4 separate regions of the Homo sapiens genome follow, and all the other regions are linked to region 2. The links are chromatin contacts, found by Hi-C or POLR2A ChIA-PET in ENCODE. All regions are on one chromosome and are shown on one strand. Each heading gives the region's core, a stretch centred on a gene start or an enhancer-like site at or near the end of the contact. The rest is flanking DNA. Distances are from core to core; before and after follow the strand shown.

Evidence for each region. Hi-C counts contacts between places; a loop is a spot of excess contacts on that map. ChIA-PET counts read pairs that join two places held with the same protein, here RNA polymerase II (POLR2A). Pooled maps may share reads with other maps.
Region 1: a loop to region 2 is called in a pooled map, with 6 times the contacts of the local background. The contact joins the enhancer-like site here to the promoter of RSPH14 in region 2. A Hi-C loop is called at or near these places in 3 of 168 maps with a recorded cell type or tissue (CD8-positive, alpha-beta T cell, heart right ventricle and natural killer cell), 2 of 37 single-sample maps with no recorded cell type and 8 of 50 pooled maps.
Region 3: a map of B cell shows a loop between it and region 2 (5-fold over the local background). The contact joins the promoter of DERL3 here to the promoter of RSPH14 in region 2. A Hi-C loop is called at or near these places in 1 of 168 maps with a recorded cell type or tissue (B cell), 4 of 37 single-sample maps with no recorded cell type and 11 of 50 pooled maps. POLR2A ChIA-PET finds 5 or more read pairs at or near these places in 3 of 52 experiments (B cell, BJ and H1).
Region 4: a loop to region 2 is called in a pooled map, with 13 times the contacts of the local background. The contact joins the promoter of CABIN1 here to the promoter of RSPH14 in region 2. A Hi-C loop is called at or near these places in 1 of 37 single-sample maps with no recorded cell type and 6 of 50 pooled maps. POLR2A ChIA-PET finds 5 or more read pairs at or near these places in 1 of 52 experiments (Caco-2).

Annotation. Positions count from the first base shown.
Region 1 is chr22:22,603,110-22,605,809 of GRCh38, forward strand. It overlaps IGL and the pseudogene IGLV3-31. Among named protein-coding and RNA genes, the nearest start is that of GGTLC2, 40 kb to the right of the region's middle. Within about 2 kb of position 1,349, at least 3 of the 41 ENCODE cell types and tissues checked have a DNase peak (open chromatin) inside an H3K27ac peak, as active enhancers do.
Region 2 is chr22:23,140,604-23,143,303 of GRCh38, forward strand. RSPH14 (radial spoke head 14 homolog) reads right to left here and starts at 1,387. Exons shown (of 7, transcript NM_014433.3): 1 at 1,346-1,387. RefSeq lists an enhancer at 681-1,573.
Region 3 is chr22:23,837,649-23,840,348 of GRCh38, forward strand. It overlaps DERL3 (derlin 3), which reads right to left and starts at 1,358. Exons shown (of 7, transcript NM_001002862.3): 1 at 1,247-1,358; 2 at 1,063-1,128; 3 at 916-989; 4 at 704-797; 5 at 11-206. The coding sequence starts at 1,339. It overlaps SMARCB1 (SWI/SNF related BAF chromatin remodeling complex subunit B1), which reads left to right. Exons shown (of 9, transcript NM_003073.5): 9 at 1-361. RefSeq lists a silencer at 1,281-1,583.
Region 4 is chr22:24,009,889-24,012,588 of GRCh38, forward strand. It overlaps CABIN1 (calcineurin binding protein 1), which reads left to right and starts at 1,416. Exons shown (of 37, transcript NM_012295.4): 1 at 1,416-1,479.

The DNA.
Region 1 (2,700 bases), core at 99-2,598, 540 kb before region 2:
CGTCTTAGCATGTCAGGACCCACAAGCAAAGGTGTTACAAGTGACCTGCACGAGTGGCCAGCAGGACACCTGGAGGAGCCCAGTGAGATGAGGAGTGGATGCGCATCAGGTGGGAAGGCATGGAGAAGCTGTGTGCCACACACTCACCAAGGACAGGAGCGGGCGTATTTGTGGCCTGTGGCCTAATCTTAGGTCAGTTACCTCTTTAGACTAAATCCCAAGGAGTCAGCACATGGAGGTTTCGGTCCGTGCACATGGCACCTACAGGGCTTCACATGACGTTGCTAATTACAATGCAGCGGCACTTACAAAGGAATTAGTTTCATCACATCCTCAGCAGAACTAGGTCTAAAAACCAATATATATGTATAGGATATCAGGTGAGAAATACTTTCTTGCCAATCATGTGTATTAACGTTAAAGTGGTTCAGTATCTAGTGTGACAGTTGTTCAGGCTTAGTGGCCTTGACCACGTCAAAAATGGAATCCTGATCCTAACTTGTCTAGAGATTAGCCTGGCACAAGGAGCATGACCAGGCATCTGGATGTCCCCAGTGTCACTGCAGACACATGCTCCTTTTTCATCTGCCAGAGGGAGCATTAGGATGTCCTCACCTCTGTCCCCAGAACTCAGGAAGGGCAGTACACCTGACTAAAGAGTAGAGGGTTGTGAAAAGAGGGACCTAGGGCACTGGATAAGCAGGAGGAGAAGGAGCACTGGGTGGGAGGTAGAGAAAGGAGGGGGCTGAATGGTTAGGCTCTGAGGTGTGTCTCCTGGATGGAGTCTTGGATTCCACTCACTACCATCTGAGAACTTTGAGAAAACCGTGTAACCTCCTGATGTTGGGTCTCTTGTCAGTAGACATCAGTGCTTTCCTGATGTATAGGGTTACTGTAGAATTATAATGAATGCCTGGTTGAGGTGACATGTCTAATACACCCTCCAAAGCATCAGGCATATATTAAGTACTCATAAGCAGGCATTCTGTGTGAACTAGTCATACATGGAAGATGACATTCCCCGTGTGGGCACAGTAGGATGCTGTGGACTTTGGTTTGGGGACCCTAATAACTTCAAGTCCCCTGGTAGCACCCAAGTGTAAAAGGCAAAGGGCATGACTGGTGCTTCCTGTGAGGCCTCTTCTATTTGGTAAAATTCACTCTCCACTCATCGCACCCACCTGGCCTTTATTCTAAACTTGGAAAATTGCTAACATGAAGGTCTCAGCCTCAGGGCTCAGATAAGAACTCAGACACATCAATAGAGAGGATGGCTGAGGTGCTTGGCCGAGCTCAGTGAACACCCCAGAACAGGAACTGAGGAGTGTATGCATGTGTTGGGGGCAGCACTTTCTCACTCATCCAGAAAGTGTGAGGAATCTGTACAGAACTGGGGACAGGGCCCATTTTTATACCCTTCTATAAGCCCAGCCCTTGTCTGCTCACTAGGGAGCCATTCACCAAGGCCACAGGAGGGAAGGAAGTAGATTTGCATGAAGAGCATCCCCTTCCTATGTTAAGAGAGGCCTGGAGGCCCCTTCCCAGCTGTGGACTCAGAGGCAGAGCTCTGGGGCATCTCCACCATGGCCTGGACCCCTCCCCTGCTCACCCTCCTCACTCTCTGCACAGGTGCTGCCTCCTAGGGCTCAGCCCCCACAGGACCAAGAATCAGCCTGGCCCTGACATTCAGCTCAGCACAGGGAGTAATGCAGGGTGTGGGGCTCTGGAAATGAGACCCTTATCTTCAGACTCACCTCTTCTCTCTTCTCTTGCAGGCTCCGTGGTTTCCTCTGAGCTGAGTCAGGAGCCTGCAGTGTCTGTGGCCTTGGGATAGACAGCCAGGATCACCTGCCAGGGAGACAGCATAGAAGACTCCGTTGTAAACTGGTACAAGCAGAAGCCAAGCCAGGCCCCTGGGCTGGTCATCTAACTTAACAGTGTCCAGTCTTCAGGGATTCCTAAGAAATTCTCTGGCTCCAGCTCAGGGAACATGGCCACCCTGACCATCACTGGGATTCAGGTTGAAGACAAGGCTGACTATTACTGTCAGTCATGGGACAGCAGTCGTACTCATTCCGCGGTGACACAGGCAGAAGGGGAAGTGAGACAAAAACCTTTTCTCCATCTGTCACACTCTTTCTTCAGCTCCAGGAAAAAACTGTGGACAAATTCATGAGCAGGTCTTGCCCTGTTCACCCAGATATGAGACCTTGAGGCTGCCCTTCCCTCCAGGTCTCCAGGTAGGCTATGAAAAGGGTGAATCAGGAGTCAATACACACACAATTATTATAATTTTATTCTTGTTTGAAGAAGAAGTAGAGGAATAATTGAACATGTAAAGTGAAAACATGGAAAACCGAAAAAGAGGAATTATTGAACTTGTAAAGATGAAAACTACAATGTCTGAAATTTAGAAAATACACTGGGTGAGTTTGACAACAGAAAAAAGATTAGCTGCAAAAAAAAAGATTAGCTGCAAAAAAAAAGATTAGCAAATTGTATAATACAGCAGTAGAAATTGTCCAAGATGAAACACATATGGGAAAAATAATTATGGAAATTAATGATAGAAAGGAACAGAGTATCAGTGAGTTGTAGGACAACTTCAAACAGCCTAAAGTATGTGTAATTAGTGTTTGAAATAGAAATGGGTGGAGGAGAAATAGAAAAAAGTATTTGCATAAATAATGGCCAAATATT
Region 2 (2,700 bases), core at 137-2,636:
GAGAGCAATGAAGAGATTTGCTCAAAGTCCCAGTGAAGGTAAGTAAGTAGCAGCCCAAACTGCAAACTCCAGAGCCCTCCCACACAATAGTGCTTCACAGAAGAAACCACTGATACTTTCATCTGGATCTTCAGTCAAAGGCATTAAAGGACAAAACAAACCAAACAAGCAAACTCCAAGTTGGTCACTCTGTTTAGTGCTTACCTTGTGCCAGCAATAAGTAGTATCCAATTCAACTACCCCATAAGGAGGGGGCTGGTATTATCCACATTTTACAAATGAGGAAACTGAGGTTCTGGCCAAGGAGCTTACTGGAGGCCATGAAACTGGTAAGACTAGAAGCCAGTGTTCAAATCTGGGTCTAGCTCATTCACTGCCAGGAACCCATATTCAGATGCTTCTGACACATCCATGAAAAGGAATTAATGTTAAAAGGTGATTTATGGCCACGCGCAGTGGCTCACGCCTGTAATCCCAGCACTTTGGGAGGCCCGAGGCAGGCGGATCACAAGGTCAAGAGATCGAGACCATCCTGGCCAACATGGTGAAACCCCGTCTCTACTAAAAATACAAAAATTAGCTGGGCGTGATGGCGCATGCCTGTAGTCCCAGCTACTCGGGAGGCTGAGGCAGGAGAATCGCTTGAATCAGGGAGGCGGAGGTTCCAGTAAGCCAAGATCGCGCCACTGCACTCCAGCCTGGCGACAAAGCAAGACTCCGTCTCAAAAAAAAAAAAAAAAAAAAAAGTGATTAACTTTTATTGCCGACACACACACACACTTTCAGCAACTATGGGCAGTGTAGGTTAGTAGTTAAGAACTGGCTCCAGATTCAGGCCTGGGTGACCTTGGCAAGTTACTTCCTCTATCTGTGTCTTTCTGCAGCTTCAAAGGGGAGATGATAACAGTACCTCCTTCCCTGCCTCCCAGAGTTGTCATATTAACGAATACACGTAAGCCTGGCATACCAGGGCTTCAGCTATGTTGGCTGTGGTTATTATTACGGTTATTATCATGGTTAGTAGAATGGACAGGCCACAGGCCTGTAGGAATCTACTCCAGTAAAAGGTAAGCCAGATGCTCACGCGGGACACCAGATGACAACGGTAGAAGTGGGGGCCGGACTGGGAGGGACGTGGCCATGTTTGAGTTGAGCTCCCCTCACAGGAACGGTGGGTGCTGGAGACAGGGGCCTGCCTTCTTCTAAGCGGCGTGGGCTGGGAGAGTCCGGCCGGAGACAAAAGACCGTGATTTTGAGTGTGGGGACACGGCCCCGTGTGAATGGGACTGGGTGGGTCACTGGGCCCCCCTGTCCCCGGGCCCCTAGCCCACCACCGCCGCCTCACCTGCCTCCGCAGCCCTTTCTGCTTCCAGTAGCCCGCGCCACTGGCCAACCTATTCAGTTGCCAGGCGACATCGTTGCCAGGCGACTCCAGCAGCGTCCGCGGCGCCGCGGTCGACATAATCAGCACCCACTGCGCAGGCGCAAACAGCCCAAGGCTGCGGCCGGCTGCAAAGCGGGAACAATCATTTACAGGGTTGCTGTGGAGACCAAAGGCAGCTCAGCTTTGTTCAAAGTACAGAAGGGAAAGGAAGTGACTTATTTACGCCCTTCTCTGTACTGGGTACTTTGCATGCCTCTGATCCTCAGAGTAAATTCATAAGGTGGTAACATCTAGTTTAGAGACAAGAACCTCAGAGAAGTTCAGTCGTTTCTCCCAATTTTTTTTTTTGACGGAGTTTCGCTCTTTCACGCAGGCTGGAGTGCAGTGGCGCGATCTTGACTCACTGCAACCTCCGCTCCACTCCGCGCCACCGCACCCAACCCGGGTGCAAGTGATTCTCCTGCCTAAGCCTCCCAAGTAGCTGGGATTATAGGCGGCCGCCATCACACCCAGCTAATTTTTGTATTTTTAGTAGAGACAGGGTTTCGCCATGTTGGCCAGGCTGGTCTCGAACTCCTGACCTCAGATGATCCACCCGCCTCGGCCTCCCAAAATGCTAGGATTACAGGCGTGAGCCACTGCGCTCAGCCAGTTTCCCCCAAATTACATAGGCCTGATCTCAAGACTGCCTAGCCCTGCCCATGCCCCTTGCTCTTCAGGCTGACCGCCTGGTAATGACAAAGGTTAGCCTCTGCAGTGGACCCAACACACTGCTGGCCAGCGTAGCTGTTCTCAAAAGCAAGCCAGACCCAGCCACCACCTGCATAAAACCCTCCATGGCTCCCCACTAGTCTCAGGGCTGAGTCCAAACTCCTAGCCTAGTGCTCCAGTCCCTGGGTGATGGCCTCCTCCAGCCATGCCAGACTCTCTCTTAACCCCTCAAATGCCACCTCGCTCATGAAGCCTGAGCGCTCTGTAACACTAATTATTACCTCTTTATCCTTCAGGATGCAACTTGGTGAACACTTCTTCCATGAAACCTTCCTTCTCCCTGAAGGAGTGAAGTATGGGCCATCCCAAAATATGCTGGATTGGTATATTGACCATTTTGAGTGGACAACATTGGAAAAATAGTGGCCTCAGAAAGGGCTAACTGGGCCAGGTGCAGTGGCTCATACCTGTAATCCTAGCACTTTGGGAGGCTGAAGGGGGAGGGTTGCTTGAGCCCAAGAGTTTGAGGTTACAGTGAGATATGATCACACTACTACACCCCAGCCTGGGTGACAGAGTGAGACCTCAACTCTAAAATAAATAAA
Region 3 (2,700 bases), core at 108-2,607, 700 kb after region 2:
GGAGGCTCACCCAGCAGGTCCACGAGGATGGAGTTGCCCAGCAGCAGCGAGAAGCCCATGAGCGCCCAAGGCAGGAACGGTGCCTGGAAAGTGAGCAGGCCGAAGAAGTTGACCCTCACCCGAGGGCTGCGGCGGCTCCACACGTACACCAGCATGGCCATGAGGGCCTGGCCCAGGAAGAACAGGCTGCCCAGGAGTCCCAGCAGCTGGGCCAGAGTCAAGGTGCTCCGGTGCAGGCCTCAGCCCAAGCCCAGGGCCCCTCTGACTTCCCAAGACCCTGGAATTCTTCCCCTCATCTCCCCTATGTGCTATTCCCTCATCAAGATGAGCCAGTCCAATAAAGGCGACACACTCCACGGGCTTCAGGTCCCACGAAATCTGCCCTGCACACCTACAGCCTCATCCCAGGGCCCAACCACTGCCTGTCCCTGCCCCAGTTTCTCCCGGCTACTCGCATTCAGGGCTCAGCTAGTGGCCCTGACAACCCACCTGGCTCTTTTGTGCATGGCTTTGTATTTTGCATACAGCACTGAAGATCTAGCCCTGACCCCTGCAGCTGAGCACAGAGTGGGCCCTCAACACATACTAAGCTGGAGACAGCGACTGTGTCCCTCTCTGGCATGGCTGTGTTGGCCCCAGGACCAACACAGGCTGGACGCCGAGGCGCCCTAGCCCGAGGTTCCAGAGCCTGCGGGAAGGATACGGTCATAAGGACGCCCCCGAAGAGAAACATGAAGACGAAGTCGGCCGTGCGGCCGCGGAAGGAGCCCTCTTCCAGCATGCGGCAGTAGCGGAACCTACGGCGTCGGTATAGGAAGTGCCACCAGGCGGGGCCTCAGTTTCCCCGTCCCGGCCTCTCTCCCAGCCCGGCCGGCCTGCCCTCCACCCAGCCCGTGTCCGCAGGGCGCAGGATACACGAAGAGCATGTTGAAGAAGAAGCTGAATCCCAGGGGCCCGAAGAAGAGGAAGTTGGTGACGAGCCTCCAGACCTACGGGGGACGGGCGGTCAGGTGCGGGGTGGGTGGGTCGGGCCCACAGGTGCGCGGCGCGGGGCGGCCTCACCTGGAACTTCCGGAACACAAGGTGCGGGTTGAAGTAGAGTTGAAAGGGGCTGAGGAGCTCCAGCTGCTGTGGAACCAGGGGCCAGTCAAGAGCTGCCCGGGAGCCACGCCGTAACCATGGCGACCCTCACCCCTCCCGCCAGAGGCTGTAACCAAGGCGACGTCCGGTCCGCCCGGCCGCTTACCACCGCGGCGGTGGTGAGGACACAGGCTGCGGTGTAAGCCCGCGTCACCGCCGGCACCTGCAGGAACTCGGCCGCTAGTCCCTGCCACGCCATTGAACCTTCTCAAGCACGCGTGGCCCAGCCAGCAACGCGCTCTTTAACCCGCCTCCCAGCCCCGCCTTCGGCCAATCCGCATCCGAGGCGCTGCGCGCCCCAGGCTGAAAAGAGAGCCCCTGAGCCCGACAGCCAATGGAAGGAAGAAGAGGGAAATTAGGGGCGGAAAGGGAGAGTGGGCGGGTAGAGGCTGGTGGCCAATGGGCAGGCGCCAAGGTTGAGCACGTGGCGGTTGTTGTGGCTGCGGTGGTGGCGCGGGAGAACGTGTGGCCAATGAGGAACTGGTCATTTCGCGGCTTTCTAGGAGAGGACCAGTAGCGTGGACCCACGACACCACGGGGGCGGGGCTAAGATCGTATGGGTTACAGGAGCGAAGACCCGAGCAGGCGAGGCAAAACTGGAAAGGGCGGGGCGCGTGGGCGGGGCGCGGAGTGTGGCGGCTCAGACCGTGCTGGCTCACTAACTGACGACCTAGCCACAACGTTGTCCTCGCTGCCAGCCCAAGACAGGCCCACCTAACCCACAGCAGGGAGGCATTCGGGAATGTGTCCAAACCTCCCCAAACGTCCAGGGCCCCACTCAAATGTGCCGGCCGCTGTCGGGGTTCTTCCCCGGGGGCCCAAGGAAGGAGAGGCAGGACTGCGGGATTGAGTCCAGGTGGGGCGCGAGGGTTGAGAGGCGCACCAGAGCAAGTGGACAGGCAGGAGAGGTCCTCAATATTTTGGTGGAAAATAGAAACCAACCTACCCACCTTCCTTCCCTCCTTCCCTCCCTCCCTCCCTCCCTTCCTTCCTTCCACCGTTTATTAAACAACTGTTTGCCTGACACTGTTCTAGATGTTGGGGATGTAGCATGCAATAAAAGACACTGTCTCTTAGAGTCCAGCCAGGAGGCAGTCAATACAATAAGCTAGTGCTGACACTTGATGAGAATATTGCCAAGTGAGGGGTGGGGCCACGTGGGCGTCCGCAGTGCCAGGTGGGGTGACCTGGGATACCTCTAAAGTTTGTCACTTTGCAAGCATCCCTGTGTCCATCAGGATGGTAACTGTGAAAAGCAAAACAATAAAACAAAATAAGTGTTGGCGAGGATATGGGGAAATTGGAACCCTTGGGCACCGTTGGTGGGAATATAAAATGGTGCATCCGCTGTGAAAAACAATATGATCATGACTCAAAAAATTAAAAATAGAATTACCGTATGATCCAGCAATGCTGCTTGTGGGTACACATTCAAAAGAATCAAAAGCAGGGACTTGAACAGATGTTCATACACCCATGTTCATGGCCCCATTATTCACAATGGTTCACATCAGTTCACCCACCGATGAGACAGACGAAATGTGCTGTCTACATGCAATG
Region 4 (2,700 bases), core at 166-2,665, 870 kb after region 2:
GCCTCTTCCTAACTCTCCAGAGTGCTCTCTCCCCACTGTGGCCCTGAGCTTTGCCTCACGGTAACACTGTGCTGCATGACACTCCAGCATGATCTGCATGTTTCTCACCTCCGGACCTTCCCCACACAACTTTCTTGCTGCTTGGACCACCCTTCCCACCTATTTTCAACTGTTTCTCTCCAGCGCATCTTTCATGATAAGGCTTGAGTGGAAGCTGTATCCGAGGCTGAAGGTTATCCATGCAGCTTTGAAACCATCTGTTTATGCTTCTGTTTACCCCCCAAATACTGTTTACCCCAATACTCAAAGTCAAGGTTGGTGACTCAACAATTTTCAGAACTTCTAGCTTATCAGTATAGCTTTATTGTACTGAACTGAGTTTTTCACCATGCTGTTACTGTCTTTGAGGTTAAAAAGCCCCCAACATTCACTCCTATTTGAATCATCTGTGCAAGACTCAAGCAGCTATGAATTCAACCACAGTGTAAAGTTCTTCCCTACAATGCTTTATTGTTATTCTAGCTCCCAAGAGAGTACCATCTTTCAGCCCAAGACCCTTGACAGAACCCCTTCAACTCTGTCGCCTTTTTTCATCTCTGGAATTCTGACACCACCCATGACCCCTCTTCTTGTTCATTTACTAGGTTTTGTTCCTTTTTTTCCTTTTGTTTCAATATCCTATTGTATCTGTTCCTTTTGGGCTTCACATCCTTTTTGGAAAGAGAGGCACAGGTAATATAATGAATGAGGATGCTCCTCCTCCCTGGTTCCCTCTAAGTCAAGTTTCTCCAACGCGCTGGTCTGCTTGGCTTTGAATGCGGCTCAACACAAATTCATAAACTTTCTTACAACATTTTGAGATTTTTTGGTGATTTTTATTTTTATTATTTATTTATTTATTAACTTATCAGCTATCCTTAGTGTTAGTGTATTTTATGTGTGGCCCAAAACAATTCTTCCAACGTGGCCCAGGGAAACCAAAAGATTGGACACCCCGCTCTAAGTGTTCCCCAAGTTTCCACTGTTTTCAGAGCACATGTCCCAGGTAATAACACACAGCCCATCATTTAGTGACTGCTCAGGGTGCAAGCTGTGGAGAAGAGAGTCCGACTACGAGCTGGTGCTCTAAGCCTCCAGCACGCTAGGACTGACGACGGGGATCCGGAAACAACAAGCTCCACTCCCGCAACACACACACACACACACACACACACACACACACACACACACACACGCACACGCACACGCGCACGCGCGCACACACGCGCACACACGCGCGCACGCGCGCGCGCGCCGCCCAAGGGTAGCCGTCTGCAGGGCCCCAGCTAAGCAGCCCGCGGAGAGCGAGCGGCGCGTGCGCCCCCGCTGATTGGCTGGCACAACCGGCACCGGAGCCAATGGGAGCACGCCTTGTTGTCAGGCGCGCAGCCGGACGGCGCGGTGGTCGGGACAGACTGGCCGTTGCTGTGGAGACGCCTGGTGAGTTCCTGGAAGGCTGGTTTGAAGGCGGTGCCGGGGTGGGGGTGAGGCTCAGCAGAGCCCGGGGCACAGGCCGGAGGGGCTGCAGGCGCGAGGCTGGGTTACGTGAGGAAGCTGGGGGTTTCGCGGGCAGCTTTAGAGCCCCAGTCAGGGAAACCGAGGCCGGGCTTCCTGGCTGCCTCGCGAGCCTCTTCATGGCTCTCGCCGCCGCCCTGAGGTGCCTAGAATGGGTTCCGGCCTCCGGGGAGGTTCCCAGTAACCGCAGGAGCCACCATTGATTTGGCGTCTGCTGGGTGCAAAGCCCAGCGCGCTAACCCTTTACTCGCGACCTTTCGCTTCACCTTCACAGCAGCCCTGCGAGGTGAGTGTTGTTATTGGTGCCATTTACAGGGGTGGAAACTGAGGCCGCGGGTAGGTGAAATGATTTGCTCCAAGTCACCCAGTGGGTGAGCGCGACTCCAGACTGAAAATTTTGACCGTTCTGCTTCACTGCCTCCCCGCAAGAGGCGGGCCCTGGCCAGATGGAACTCACCTGGCATTCCCAAGGTATCTGCACAAGTGGCTTTGGGAGTCACTTAACTCTTCAGGACCTGGGTTATTACAGGTTATAAGTGTGGGACCGTCGGATTCCATGTGGCTAAGATTCTTTCTATGTGATTATTGTGGTTAGAAATAGAATATGCTTAGAACAGTCTCGTTCAGCGGTCGGCAAACTTTTGTTGTAAATATATCAGTGTTTACATTGTTATATTGTAAGTATAATGAGTATAATAGTATTCATAATAGTAGTTTAGGCTTGGGGGGTCCATACTCTGTCTACTTAACTGTAGCGATGTAGTGTGGATACAGCCAAAGACAATACATAACAGACTAGCTGCGTCGCAATAAAATTTTAATTATAGGGACCGAAGTTTTAATTTTATATATTGTTAATATAATTTTCACGTGTCATGATTTTTTTTCCCAAATATGAAAAAATGTAAAAACCATTCTTTGCTCGTGGGCTGTACAAAAAGGGTGGGCTGGTTAGCTTGCAGAACCCTCATCTAGTACAAAGCCTCATACATGAGGGGAAACAGACTGAGAGACTGACATCTATGTCAAGTCAGTCACACAGCCAGGGCACTGCCACCACTGAGCTTAAGACATAGGCTTCCCACCTTCCAGGCCAGGAAACATCCCCAGTTATCACTCTGGATCAGGGTGCTGAGGTCTGAAGGT